2 separate regions of the Homo sapiens genome follow, and region 2 is linked to region 1. A link is an interaction called in ENCODE POLR2A ChIA-PET data of the cell type or tissue named here. Cell type or tissue: Panc1. All regions are shown on one strand.

Region 1 (8,000 bases):
GCATGAATATGACTGGACAATTATATATTAGTATTATTTTCTTTGAGGTTACAAGATCCATCCCTGACTATGAAAGAATATTATAAATTAGTATTTTATTGTGTATTTTGCTCCATTTAACCTCTTCTGCCTTGAGTTCTCTTGTTCAGTTAAAACTTTATTGAATTTGTAACCTCACAATATATTGTTATTAATGGTACTGGCTTGTTATGTTTGGTCAAATATTTGAATTTTTATTTCTTTCATTTCTTTCTTTTTTTAAACTCCTTTTTTATTTTATATTTCCACATAATTAAATTGTATTAATTTCTTTCTATTGGTGGTAACATGCTGTCACTTTCTTTGGTTGCTTGAAATATTTTTTTTCTTTATTGTCCAAAGGTGTTCACAATGGACATAGCATTTAACATTTTTCATTACTATTTTGAATCACTTAAAAGTTGTCTTGTACTCTAGATTGGCCATTATTTTTCAAAAATTGTTGTGACGATGTCATTCCTTTGTCTTTCATATTTTGTTTTCTTTTGTTTGTTTCTTTTTTTGTGAAGTTAGTTCTCAGTAAAATCATTTACTTTGGAAGGTTATAATCCCACCCCGCACCATTTGGGTTCTTTTAGTTTTCTTTTTGTGTTTGGTTTTCAGCAATCTTTAATGATGTGCCAACGTGAAAGTTTTATTTATTTAAAAAAAGCTTGAAGAAATTTACCCTTCCTGAAGTTTATAACTGTTCTTGAATTTGTATCTTGATGCATTTTAAAATATTACTTCTGTATCTTTGTTTATATTTCATATAACTAAGAATAACATTATTATTATTGTTATTATTGAGGCAGAGTCTCACTCTGTTGCTCAGGCTTGAGTGAAGTGGCTCGATTATGGCTCACTGTAGCCTCAACCTTCTAGGCTCAAGCAATCCTCCCACCTCAGCCTCCCTAGCTGGCACTACAGGCATGTGCCACCATGCCTGGCTTATTTTTGTATTTTTTGTATAGATGAGGTTTCACCATATTGCCCAGGCTGGTCTCAAACTCCTGAGCTCAAGCAATCTGCCTGCCTTGGTCTCCCAAAGTGCTAGAAATACAGGTGTGAGCCACTGCATCCAGCCCACAATAACATTATTTATGTACTTGTTTTACTGACCTCTGCCAACTTTTCTCATCTTTTCTCTTGATTTTGTGACTATAAATCATTTTTTTAAAAGTCTTTGGCTGATAACTCCAATAACTGCTTCTTACCCTAGGTCAAATTTTACTGTTTGTTTTGACTGAATGTTAAAACTTAAGTCTAATCTTTCTGTACTCTGAGTGGTTTTGATTAAAAGCTGGACATTATTTAAGAAAACTAGAAAACAAATGTAATGTTCTGGATGGTGCGATAGATTGGATATTCTCTCAAGAAAGAAGCTAAAGTGAAATCAATATGTATTAAGATTCTAAAGTTGTCTTAAATTACTTAACTAGGATTTGCTTGGGCTTGATTAATTTGAATCTATGGATGGGTCCATAAGTTCTATTAACCTACTGGAATTATGAGCAAATTATTTTATCTGTGTTTGCTTTTAAGTACATGGGCCCTTGGAGAAAAGTTTAACTTTCACTGGTTGCACTAAAGGTTCATTAATGAAAAAGCTTTAAGAACAATCTTTAGGTAGGTTGATTACCTAGTTTTAGAATGAAATTTTCCAACCAGACTTGAATATGTAATGAAGATAATAAAAATTGGTTCTTTTCTGCAGATATCTCTAAAAAAATGCAATTTACTTGCTATTATGTATAACTAGCGTATATGCTGATTCTTAGAGCCTTTTCCATAGGAAAGAAAAAAAAGAGAATGAGTTAATGCTCAAGTTAGAATAAATTACATGACATGAGAAAATAATCAAGTAAAGAGAAGGAAAACTGAGGAAAGTATTAATAATATTACTTGGTTTTGTCTAAGAAATCTTCTCAAGTCAGCATAATATTATCTGACTACATGTTTTCACCCTTTATTATTTTCTCCTTCAAGCACTAGAAAATATTCTGATTTATTTTAAAAAGTTTTTTGATTAATATTCTATCACCTTACTAAAGAAAACACTCACATTATTAAAGTTACTAGAATCTAGCTTGATGATAACACATCAAAATCACTTTTAGTCTCCATTTTCTTTGCCTGATGCCAATGGCAAAACTGTAAAATAAAAACACCGACATAGAGCCAGTAAAAAATAGGATTTCTTCTTTTTTCTCTTTTTCTTTTCTTTTCTTTTTTTTTTTTTTTTTCGAGATGGAGTCTGGCTCTGTCGCCCAGGCTGGAGCGCAGTGGCACAATCTTGGCTCACTGCAAGCTCCACCTCCTGGGTTCACGCCATTCTCCTGCCTCAGCCTCCCGAGTAGCTGGGACTACAGGCGCCCACCACCACACCCAGCTAATTTTTTGTATTTTTTAGTAGAGATGGGGTTTCACCATGTTAGCCAGGATGGTCTCGATCTCTTGACCTCGTAATCCGCCCGCCTCGGCCTCCCAAAGTGCTGGGATTACAGGCGTGAGCCACTGTGCCCGGCCAAAAATAGGATTTCTTATCTAGTTATGTATATTTTTTAGATAATGATAGAACAGAAGTATAAAAGGGAATGATGAAAAATACTAAAGTAAAACTTTCATTATACAATATTTATTTTTATAAATTATGTAATTTAAAGTTGCTGCAATATTCAAATGCTCATTTAATGGAAATAGATATAGTATTTACTTAAAATTGTTATATAACAGGTAATATATCATCATGTTGATTGCTGGCATAAGATAGACACTTACATAACCCTAAAAAGAAAAATATTGCCTGGCTATTTAAAAAATATTCTGCCTCTTTTATACTTATCTATATTCTAAACTGAACTGCTTTAGTTTAGAATATTCTAAACTGTTTGAACATTCGCATTTACATCTACCTGATCAGAAGGATAAATGTATTCTCGGCTTACCTGCTTTATTGACCTGTAGAAGTAGCAGATAATGATCCTAAAACTGGCAAAATGAAGCAGGCTAATTTGCCATCAAAACTTTTGTTTTACTCTGTTGCTATCCTAGTTCTCCTGTAATTCTTAATTTGAATATCAAGAGCCCATAATTGAAAAATAATATACATATATTTAATTTTAAGTCCTATTTAAAAGAAATTCTAGCAGTATAATGTTTTGTTTAGCATGTAGACATAAAGATTCTTTTCTCTCAAGTAGAAGTAGCAAGCACAAATCAAAATATATAATCATTCTGAAATTATGAACTAAACATGGAATCTTTTACTTTTAATATTCAAGCCCAAATAATTTTTTCTTTCTCCTTCAAAACAATAGTTAACAGGGTAGAGATATTTACAGACAAAACAGTAATTTCATACCTGTTTTTTCTCTCTGCAATGGGGAAGTGGAACTTAAATGGAAGAAATAATGTCTTTAACCAAGACATAAGCCCCTACTAGCTTTGTTCTGTCTTTTCTGGAAGTCTACTTAGAAAGATACTTTACTAAGCTGTTAAATTCCATGTGGCTGACTAGGTAACAAATAGCAAAGACAGAAGCTAAGGGCCACAGGGGTTTGCAGTTGTCAGCATGGTGATAAGCTAGAGCTTTATCATCAGAAACTAAAGAGTACTTAAATGATACTGGCTGCAGTTGTGGTCATAATTTATCAGCCTCAAGTGACTCTGTGTATATGTGTGCCTACCTTTCCTAATTTCAGTTTCTGTTCTGCTGGAGTCTGCATTATAAAACTTCAGTGATCCTCCTGCACAGTATTTATTTTTTCTAACATCAAAAGAATCAGAAAGGACACATGGAATGAAACATAAGAAAAACATTGCTGGAAAAACATAAAGTTAGAAAGTTAGTACAAATAAAATGCTACTAAAAAGGCTGAGACAGATGACCATCCAAATAGAAAAGTGGAGTGTAGTCGGACTCAAGCAGAACTACAGAAATGATGTTTTAAGCGGCTGGGCGTGGTGGCTCACGCCTGTAATCCCAGCACTTTGTGAGGCCGAGGCGGGCGGATCACGAGGTCAGGAGATTGAGACCATCCTGGCTAACACGGCGAAACCCTGTCTCTACTAAAAATACAAAAAAAAAAAAAAAAAAAAAAAAAAAAAAATTAGCCTGGCGTGGTGGCAGGCACCTGTAGTCCCAGCTACTTGGGAGGCTGAGGCAGGAGAATGGTGTGAACCCGGGAGGCAGAGCTTGCAGTGAGCAGAGATATCGCGCCACTGCACTCCAGCTTGGGCGACAGAGCGAGACTCAGTCTCAAAAAAAAAAAAAAAAAAAAGAAAAAAAAAAAGAAAAAGAAATGATGTTTTAAAACAATAACTCACTCTTAGGTTGCAACATGAGTTAAAAGAGGTCAAATAATGTTTTGTTCCTCTGTGAAGTGCATTCTCCAAAGGGAATTAATTTTGAAATCTTTATGTAGTAGGTCAGGAAAAGTTTTAAATAATTAAATTATAAACAAGTGTTTAAAAAGTCTTTTTTAATCTTCTGATACAATGAGTTGATTTTTGTTTAAACTGTGAGCCAAACCTTTTTGTCCATCCTTTTGCCCTCTTGAAGTTGCCATTAATGGAGAAATTTTTGAAAACAAAAATATAGAAGAAAACACAAGTAAAATATTTTTTCTATGAATAATCATTCGATAATTTCTTTGTTCCATGGTTTTATTCTTATTCAAAACTCAATGAGGAAACCTGAATTAATTTTTTGCCTCTTCCTTTTAAATTTATGTCACACAACATATTAATTAAACAAGAAGATAGATAGAATCAGGGTAGCTGATCTCAGTCAGAACGTGCTTAAAATGTGAAGTTAATTGTAGGGTATATGTGCATATGTTGTGTAAGAAGTTGAACAGTCACGACCATTCCAAGCATAACCCATTCCCTGACAATTTCTTATCCCAAGACACAGATGAAAAGTCAGAAGTCATAGGTCAGTCTTCTTAAGATAGATGCCGAGATGGAGACTTACAAGCAGGTAGTTATTAGGGAAGCACTGTCAAAAAACACCGCCTGTAAGAGTATATATCATCCATGCAAAACCCTGGCCAGCAAAGAAAAGCCACCACTGAGCTTCTCAACAGTGCTTCTGTCCCCCTTATCAGCTCATTCTTTATCACATTGGAAACAAAGGATTCCTCTGACTCCCCTCAACGAACATAGCTAGTGATTGTTTTGGCCACATATAGTCACTGGCTATAGACTGCACTCAAGGAGGGTGACAACCTGGGGAAATAGCAATAGCCAGGGAGGGACACAGGTGTGAGGTGTCAACAAACAACATTTCTAGCCTGCAGCGGGGGTAATGAGTGCTTAGTACCCAGAAGTGGGCTTTGGGTGAAAGACCATAGTGTGAGCAACACGAATCCTGAACTCACTTCTTCAGGTACATTTACTATTACCACATCATCCATCATATGTGAATATGTGCACTGTGTATATGATGCAACATCTGTGTGTATTTGTGTTTGTGTACACTGGAGAGGGAAAAAGTGAGGGTCATTTCTGCTGTTGACCAATTTCCAGGATGGTTTTGAAGGCATTCACAGATAATTTCTCATGATATAAGTTTCTTGAGGAGACATAATTTACCATATAATATTTGTGTTTTTTTTTAACTACCTAGAGATTTGTTAAAGAATAGGCAATAACTCTATATGCAGAAGACAGAAACTGGACCCCTTCCTTACGCCTTATACAAAAATTAACTAAAGATGGATTAAAGACTTAAATGTTAGACCTAAAACCATAGAAACCCTAGAAGAAAACCTAGGCAATACCATTCAGGACATAGGCATGGGCAAGGACTTCATGACTAAAACACCGAAAGCAATTGCAACAAAAGCCAAAATTGACAAATGGGATCCAATTAAACTAAAGAGCTTCTGCACAGCAAAGAAACTATCATTAGAGTGACCAAGCAACCTACAGAATGGGAGAAAGTTTTTGTAATCCATCCATCTGACAAAGGTATATCCAGAAGCTACAAGGAGCTTAAACAAATTTACAAGAAAAAAAACAAACAAACCACCCCATCAAAAAACATGCAAAGGACATGAAGAGATACTTCTCAAAAGAAGGCATTTATGCGGCCAAGAAACATGAAAAAAAGCTCATCATCACTGGTCATTAGAAAAATGCAAATCAAAACCACAATGAGATACCATCTCATGATCATTAAAAAGTCAGGAAACAATAGATGCTGGAGTGAATGTCGAGAAATAGGAATGCTTTTACACTGTTGCTGGGAGTGTAAATTAGTTCAACCATTGTGGAAGACAGTGTGGTGATTCCTCAAGGATCTAAAACCAGAAATACCATTTTACCCGGCAATCCCATTACTGGATAAATCATTCTACACATGCACACGTATGTTTATTGCAGCACTATTTATGATAGCAAAGACTTGGAATCAACCCAAACGCCCATCAATGATAGACTGGATAAACAAATTGTGACACATATACACCATGGAATACTATGCAGCCATAAAAGCAATGAGTTCATGAACCTTGCAGGAACAGGGATGAAGCTGGAAACCAACATTCTCAGCAAACTAACACAGGAACAGAAAACCAAACACCACATGTTCTCACTCATAAGTGGGAGTTGAACAATGAGAACACATGGACACAGGGAGAGGAACATCACAACCTTGGCCTGTCAGGGCGTTGGGGGCAAGGGGAGGGAAAGCATTAGGACAAATACCTAATGCATGTGGGGCTTAAAACCCAGATGATGGGTTGATAGGTGCAGCAAATCACATGGCACATTATACCTATGTAACAAATCTGCACGTTTAGCACATGTATCCCGGAACTTAAAGTCAAATTATATGTATATATGCAAAACATTTTCTGATATTCTGAATAAATAGCAATGCACATTTTTCATTGGGCACATTATTGTAAATTGCTGTGGGCCTTTTTTCTTATTTTTTTTCCTTCTTTTCTTTTTTCCTTCCTTTTTTTCATTCAATCTTTCTTTCCTTTCCATTTTTTTCTCTTCCTTGTTCTTTCCCTCTACACACCTTTGTTTCCTTTCTCACTCTCTCATTTAATAAGCCAGACATAAGGTTGTATTATGGAAATTTTTTATGTTCAGATTTTTAGTTTAATTTATTTTAACTTACATTTTTGATATTTTATTGCAGGATTGCATCTAATTTTGAAAAACTTACAAAACATGTAACTGTTCAATCATGATGGAAAAAATAAAGATCTTAAATTTTAAAAGCAACTTTTTAAAGAATAGAGTGGAGAAAAAAACTAGTAGCTTTCAGGTGAAGACCTCTGGCAGATAATTCCTTTACCCCATGGTGAGTGATGTTGATAGTATGTTAATATCATGTGCCCTGATAGAGTACAATGATGAGGGCTTTCATGTTTGTATTCTTCTTCCTGAAAACACATACTCCCATTCTAATCACACACACACACAAAATCAATGGAACCCAAATTGAGAATTGCACTGAAGAAATATGTGATGAGGACTCTTTAATATTGTCCTCTTGACCACCCCACTCGATGACCCTTAATGTCATGGGGAAAAAAAGAAAACAAAAAGTACAAATACAAAGAAATGGTTGCGGATTGGAGGAGACTAAAAAAACTGTAATGATTAAATTTAATATGGTTTCCTGGATTGGCCTCTGGAACACAACAAGGACATTATTGTAAAAACTGAAAACTGGTAATATCCAAATAAAGTCTGCGATTTAGTTACTGCTAATATAGTGTTAATTTCTTACTGTTAACAATGGTATCATGGCTCCATAAGATGGTAATACTAGGAAACTGCTAACATTAGGGAACTTTTATATTTGATGACTTTGATGGGGTATCAGCTAAAGTGGTAAATAATTAGATATTCATAGAACTTTTTTTTTCTAGACTTACTAGACATACTAGGCTTTCTAGACTTACTAGACTTACTTGTGCCAGTCAGGGTTCAACCAGAGAAGCAGCAATAATAGT
Region 2 (8,000 bases), 760 kb before region 1:
TAAGAATGAAATCACTGAGAGCTGCACATTCTACAAATAATTACAAACAAGAATAAAATAAGAATCTCATTAAACTATTTAAACAAAGTACTGGATTTACAAAACTCCTAAGTTCCACATTAGAGAGCACAAGTATGTTTCCCAGAAGGAGGGATAATGTTACAAAGCTTCCATTTTTTTGAAATCCTAATTTTATTAGCAGCAAAGTAATTAATTTTTTTGACAACAAATTCTTCAAGGAGAAATAAATACAAAGTCAGAATATTGTGAGCAAAGCAGTTAAAGAAAGAGATGAAAATGCATCAAACAAGTTCTAAGAGCAATTTTTATCCGCCACTGTGAAACTGTGTCCTTAAAATGCGGTTCACTTTTAAAAGGGCTTCTAAATAAATCTCTACTACTCTAAAGATAAAGATGGCATCAATGAACTTGTACATAAGTCAACAGGGAAAGAAAATGAGATGTATTTTTTTCAGGTACTGAAAGACACTGTGTAGCTTGAGAGAGTGAAGAGGTGGCTGAAAAGAATGTGTGTGTGAGAGAGAGAGAGAAAGAGTAAGAGAGAGGAAAAGTGAGAGAGAAAGAGGAAAAGTGCGGGAGAGAGAGAGAGTTGGTATTGCAAAAGAACAAATGAGTTCACCGTCTCAAAAAAGTGAGAACTTTGCAAGAAAATATAGTCCCTCAAATATCTAAGGATCATGGTATTGATTAGGATAATGCACAAAATAATGAAAACAGCAGATGACCTATAATTTATAGTAGATTGGCTTAGTTTTATTTTTGCCAAGTGTAATAGAGGCTCTGTGGAATTAGACAGACTTTGATTTAGGTTATAAAATCACCATTAGTGAATTATTCTACTTTAAGGAAGTTCTTAATTTCTCTGGATCTCAATTTCTCATCTGTGTAATGAATTTATCTCTATATGTGTAAATATATACTTATGTTTTATAGATATTAAGAGGATTAAGTGAGATAAAATGTACTAAAGTCTTAGCACTGAACTTGGCACCCAGGAGATGATTCTAATTGCACTGATATCTGAATCATCAGCAGAAAACACTTTCATATTAAGCTCGATTTAATATATTCCTTTGGAAAGTTTTAATTAAAAAAACTTTCTGTAGCATTGTTCCAGACAAAATGTAAAATGCATAAAATTTGATTCATATGACAAATAGAGAAATAAGGAACTTAACATACTTATATCTAATTCACTTTCTCTGATTTATATGCAGGGCAAACTTTATACCTGTATCAATCACTTTTACAAGGTGGCAGGATTACATTCTTAGAATAAGGAAAAATTGGCATTAAGGAATGTTCATTTGATTGTCAGAGTTTTGTCATTATGTATCAGGTATTAACAGTTACATATTTCCAATATTAAAACATTCCTAGAAGTAGTGAATATCCCTATTGAAAAAAAGTCACTTGGCCATTTTAAGATTTATTTCTCTTGTAAGAAGTTTTATAGAAGGGAAGTCTTTCCTATTTTTAAAACTACAATAGAAAAAGGTATTTTATAGTTGCATTGAAAATGTTAGTGGGTAGAGAAAGGCAAGCTAACACATTCTAAAGCTGACTAGCTGGGAGAAAGCCTCCCGGATGGTTTTACATATGGTTTCTCATATAATCCACACAACAAGTCTAGCAGATTTGATCCCCACTTTTGCAAGTGAAAAAAAAAATTAAATAACTTGAGGAACTACCTGTCTCAAAAACTCCTAACTCGTAATGGCCAAATTGGAATTTTAAGTTTCATGTGTAATATTCTACAACCCAAGCTTGTCTACCACATCACATCATCTTTCTTAAACAACTCTCTCCCCAGTACCTTACATGACATTTGCATTGATTAACTGACGAATGTGCCTAAGCTTGTTAGCTTGTGCAAATTGTGAATAAAAGATCAAGTGCAAGATGGCACCGTCATCAAGTTTCATCATAACTCTAAGCCAGGCTTTCTGATTCCTTCCAATTTCTTCCACGAGTCATCAATCTTTGAAGACAGTCTTTTCTCAGGTGTATTTAATAAAATGTTTAATAAAGGTCAGTGAAAAAATATTGAAAAAAAGATAAAATCTTCATCAATGAAATAAGTTTTTTGAAAATTCTAGAGAATGATTTCTCTCTTAATTCCAAGATTCCATTACTTGGAGCTGTTGCGTGTTAATTCTTTCTGAATAGAATTAAAGTTGACTGCAGATGACTGAAATGTATGTGAGTTGAGCACAAGACCAATAAAGGGTTTCTGGTTCTGGCCTATGAAATCAACACTACTGGTATGTAAGGAAAAGAAGTATTGATTCAACCTATCTAATCAGTAGTGTTTACTTTCTAAAGGGTTCTGGCAGTCAGCTGGAGTGCTTGACTGGTGAGTGAGTGACTGGGGACAGACTGAGTCGCTGCTGTTGACAAAGGACTTCGTCAATGTGCAGCCAGGCTGTGCTTGCATAATGAACATTTGGGACATTTATTAAATCGAATTCTGCTCAAGAGATTCAATTTGCATGACAAACTACATGGTTTCTATTTAAATGTCTCCCCCCTGAACAGCCTGTATCCAGGATAGGGTGAGAATTCAGGCAAGACAGCTTAAGATCTTAGTCAAAGGCTAAGGGAAAGAATAAATCCAGATGTTCAGGATGATGCCCCATGGAAAAAAATCCCTTTAGTTCTTAAACTGGATCAGTCACTTGCTTCCCTACACTCCTTACCCATGCTGACCCCTCTTCCTGGGACTCTTGGCCAGTTTTCATCTTCCCACCCCCAGTTTTTCTCTTGGCTTCCTCCTTTTCATCCTTCAGGTTGGGGGATAAAATATCACTGTTACGAAGAGGCTTTTTATAACTTCTGTATCAGAGAATATGCCCCCTCAGTGATTTGCTACCATTATTTCCAGGTCCACCTTCTTCATAGCACGCATTATAGTTTTTATGTACATATGTATTGACTTATTTGTTTACCTTTTTTTTCCTTCCTCCATGAGACTGTAAGCTTCTCAAGGGCAGGGACTGTGTCTATTTTATTCACCTATGTATACTTAGCACCTAGTTCAGTACTTGGTCCTTAGCAATGCCTCATAATGAAATGAATGAACAGATGAGAGAAGAAATAAATAGAGAATTTGGCATCCCTCACTTTAATAACTCACACTAACTCTAAGAGTATCAGATACTATGAGATATAAGGAGTGCAGTATAATGTGCTTATGAAGTTAAAATATTCCAAACACTTTTAAGTGGATTTAGCATATCTGTTGGAGTTGGTCCTGCTTCCTGAGTTCTCACATTTAAAAAAATCAGTATTTTGCTTTGATTTTGGCAACATGAACAACATTGTCTCATTAATTCAAAAAAGGAACTGGTTAGCAGGTAGAACCTTTGAAACTAGGTCCACACACTGACAAGATGCTTTGATGCTCTCCAACATGGAAGATGTGTCACAGAAAAATATAAAGAACTGTTTTTAATTGTGGAAGTGTACAAAGGAAGAATAAGGTTCTAGCTCTAATTTAATAACAAATGTATTACACTAAACTATGCAAAATAAAAGAGAGGTTTAAGACAATTTTAGTAAGTATCTGAGTTTCCCCATTTAAGACTTAAACGATACAATATGTGTGGAAATTAAGAGGGGAACAACTTTTTCATGTGATATACAACTGTCTTCTTCATTGTATGAACTGTGAATGGAGATTGACCTCCTGGACAAAACAAATTCTGATGGTTGATTGATAGTGCATAGAAGTCACTTGAATTTTTAACATTTTAACTAATTCATTTATTCAATAAATACTTACTGAATACTTGTCCCATGCATTGTTCTAGGTGCTGGGAACCCAACAAAGAACAATATATAACAGGTCTTTTCCCTCCTGGAACTTGGAATCCATCAGGGGAAATTGGACAATATACAAATAAACAAATGAATAGAAGTCATTTCAGGATGAGAAACTCCATGCAGGAAATGAAACTGGGTAATGTGATGGTGTATCTGGGGTGAGCTCAACATATAACTGCCTCATTTACATCATTCATGCCTCAGCTCAAAGAGGGCATGAATGATGTGAAGAAGGCAGTCATATGTTGAGCCTGGAAAGGGAGTTTCAGAGAGTAGGAATGGCAAGAGCAAAAGTGTTACAGGGAAAATTGGATATGTTTGATGTATTATAGCCAGGGTGCTCCAGAAAAACAGAACCTACAGGATGTGATGTGTGTGGCTGTGTGTATGTGTATCTCTCTGTCTCTCTCTACCTACCTACCTATCTAGAGAGAGAGACTTTAAGGAACTAGCTTGCACAATTGTGGATGGAGGCTTGGTGAGTCAAAAAAATCTGATGGCTTATCTTGTAGGACTTTAAAACACAGGTAACCTGGAGACACAGAAGAGAATTGCAGTTTGAGTCCAAAGGCCATCTGCTGGCAGAATTCCTTCTTGCTGTGTTTGTGTGTTTGAGTCTTTGTTCTATTCGGCCTTCAATTGCTTGGATGAGGCCCTCCTACATTATGGAAGCTAATCCGCTCAAAATCCACCAATTTAAAAATGCGTTGATCTCATCCAAAAATCACCTTAATAGAAACATTTGGCATAATGATCTGGGCACCTTGGTTCAGCCAAGGTGACCCATAAAATTAACCATCCCATCTAGGAAAGAAGTTAAATGTGACTGAAGCAGAGTGTGCTAGGAAAGAGCGAAGTGGTAGGGGATGAGAGTGGGTTAGTGCTGTGGGAACCACGGGAGCTTTTGAAGCAGCAGGAGTAACATGCTCTGACTTAAATTTTATAGATGACCCTGTGTTAGACCCTGGATTTCACAGAAGCAAGAGACAGAAAGCAGGGATACAAGCTGGAGGTCTGTGCTGGAGTTTGGGCAGGGGGAAATAAATTGTGGTTTGGACTTAGGTTCTGCAAGTGGAGAGAGGAAAGGAAATGGATTCTGGACATATTTGGGCAGAAGAGATGACTGTGCTCTGATGGGCTGAATGTGGGGCTCACAGAAAAGGAACCCAGAGCTTACCCTGGGCTTGGGTAGAATGGGGGAAGATAGCAAGAACACACTTAGGAACTTTCTGTCGAAATAAACGAGAGTGGGTCCAATTTCTTTAAAAACAAAAACCCCTGTGCTTTCTCATATCTACAATTTCTACCAGTAAAATGAGCTCTTTGTTAAATGGATGAAATTGCTGTGCCTTTGGAATTACCTACCCATGTTTTACTTTAATTAACTATAAATCTTTGAGACATGTGAGATAAACCTCTTTCAGGTATAGTTTTCTTTTGGCTATAATTTTAAATACAATGATTGAGCATTGTGTCCTTTTTTTCTGTTTTTGTGAATTTATCTGCTTATAAAATGCCTAATTGCTTCATTGGATAATATATTATAATTAAGCTTAAAATAGTAATGGTTGCAAGAACATATTGCAAGTATATTTCAACTTGGTATTTCCATGATTTTAACTGTTCTGGAATTTCAAATGTATTATAATAATAATGCCATTTTTAGTAATTGGTTGTAAAAACAAATTAAAATTAACTTAATAGACTTTAATGACAATAAAAAAACAAATGCCATCTCTATTTCAGCAAGAAAACTACTAAATATCGAATTTTAGCTTCATCTGTACTTACATTCAATTTTTAACTGTATCTTTTACAGTTTTTAACTGTATTTAACAATTTAACAATGTTTTAACTGTATTTAAGCTAAATATAGCTTAAACGAAACAGGAAGCCATGCCTTAAATCCAAGGTTAATGAAAACATTAGTTAAATAGAGGCAGAGCTGGGCCTGGGACTTGGATTTATTCTCTTACTCCTAGAGGCTTTATATTGTAACTTGTGTGTACCTGTGGCTGAGCTGAAAAATGTTCACCCCCTCAACATCAGTTACTGTGTTTTACCTCGCCACCTAACCATTCAGTTCTTTGAGGTTAGGGAGGATGTCTTGTTGATTACAGCATCCCAGTGTCTGGCATGGTGTCTGGCCCAGGTACTTATTAAAGTGCTCAATTAATAGTCCTGAAATAACTGATTGATTGAATCAGTTCACTTGTGAGTATCCAGCTATTTATTTTGAAATAATATAGGTCCAGGTTTTCACACTGTTGGTTATGACGCATTAGTAGGCCACTAAACCCATCTGGTAAGACTGATGAGAATTTAAAAACAGTTAAACGGAATAGAATATGAAAGAACAGATACTTTTTGATGTAGAAAATTTCTTTTTTTGAATAACCTTTGTTTTAATTATGAGTATATATGGATGTGTGCATTAGGCTGTGATGTGAAATGTATTTCTTATTGTGGTTTACAATTTAAAAAGTTGAAAACCACTATATTTGAAAGTTAAAAATGTTTTTCTTAAAACGGATCTAAATTTATGAAAAATTTTGCCTACTAACAAAAGAGAGACAAAGATTATGTGGAAAATTGACTATTCAACACACAGAACATAGAAATGTACGAACCCCACTTCATTTAACAGGTCTATATTGTTGCACCTATACACGCCCTGGGCTGAATTACTGTGAGGAATATCAACATGCATAATAAAAGGTCCCTCTGCTCAGAGAGCACAACAGCACCCAGGGAGAAGGACCCTAAAACCACACATGAGCCTCTCTACCGTCTCTCAACCAGAAAAAGTTTATGGAAATCTTTTCCTCATCTCTTATGCAACTTAACAGTCACATATTTCTAAACTTCATAACTCAGGCTTTTAGTACTACAGTTAAAATCAATTATAAGTTAATTGGCATTTGCGGGCTAGTCAGGAGTCAAACTGCCATTTATTATTTGGTTTTCATGGATAACTGACTTCCCAATGAATTTTTTGTATAAAACCTATCTCTAAGTTGAATACTCCTTGTTGCATTTTTTTTTTTTTTTTGGTGGCAGGGCTTGCTATATTACAGCAGGAGTCAGTGGACTGTTTTTCTAAAGGGCCAGATAGTAAAGATTTTTACTATCTTTACTACCACATACACTAGATGTGTATGTGGGCCATACACATCTCTGTTGCAACTATTTGACTATGCTATGGTAGAGTGAAAACAGCTATAGGCAATACATACACAATTTGTTCCAAAAATTTTATTTATGGACACTGAAATTTGAATTTTATATAAAATAATATGTAATACAGTATATATCATAAAATACTGTTTTTCTGTTGATTCTTTTTAACTATTTAAAAATGGACAAACCATTTTCAGCCTGCAGGCCACACAAAAGCAGGCAGTGGCTGGATTTGGCCTGAGAGCCATAGATTGCTGTCCCCTGTATTGGAGCAACAACATTTTTTCCCTCAAGGCATGTACAGTAATGTTTACGTGCAACTGAATTGACAAAATAAGCATTAGATTGCAAGCAAACTTCTTAAACTCTGAAATTATTTCATTTTTTAGAACAGACCCTAAGTTTTCAAAAAAAAAAAGTCAGATGTATTTTAAGTTCCAAAACTTCATTGAATGTGTACATAAATGCATGATCTAAATAATATAATAGACTATGTTGTAGAACTTTAAAACACCTTAAGACCCCTTTATACTTTTGCTGTAGGAGGGCATAGATTTTGAAAAAAAACCAAAGGGCCTTCTTCCTACTTTATGATGGTGAGTGTAAACACACAGTCATTATCAGGAAACACAGGTTTTAGGTCATCTGTCTCTTGGTTGCTATGTGGAAATTTGCTGTCCATCGTCAAATTGGATAATCCAGGTTTGATTCTGTGAAGGGAGCTGCCTGGTTTCCTTACATGTGAGTCAAGAACTGTGCAAAGCCTTTACCATCCATCTCATTCAATCTTCCTAATAATGTTAGGAGTTAGGACATGGAGAGAAAAAGAGATTTCTCAGGCTCACTCTGCTGGTGAGTACCAGGTGAAGGCTTTGGCTCTTAGACTTGATTCCGTCCTGCATCTGGATACCTGTGGCAAAGCTCTTTACTTTAGACATGGAGACTTTGAATACCCACAATGAGAAAAAAAAAGA

What was found. Peaks named below come from ENCODE experiments on the same cell type or tissue, not always from the same donor. Only the 100,000 strongest peaks of a DNase experiment are listed, where the experiment ranks them.
Region 2: POLR2A ChIA-PET joins it to region 1 with 16 read pairs; 2 of 35 experiments call an interaction of 5 or more read pairs at or near these places.

What each region holds. Positions count from the first base shown.
Region 1 is chr5:30,454,486-30,462,485 of GRCh38, reverse strand. No RefSeq gene overlaps it. Among named protein-coding and RNA genes, the nearest start is that of CDH6, 740 kb to the left of the region's middle. In Panc1, no CTCF peak of the experiment used is centred here; no DNase peak of the experiment used is centred here.
Region 2 is chr5:31,215,582-31,223,581 of GRCh38, reverse strand. The region is part of intron 1 of CDH6 (cadherin 6); the gene reads right to left. It overlaps LOC105374709 (a long non-coding RNA gene), which reads left to right and starts at 6,482. Exons shown (of 5, transcript XR_007058714.1): 1 at 6,482-8,000. In Panc1, no CTCF peak of the experiment used is centred here; no DNase peak of the experiment used is centred here.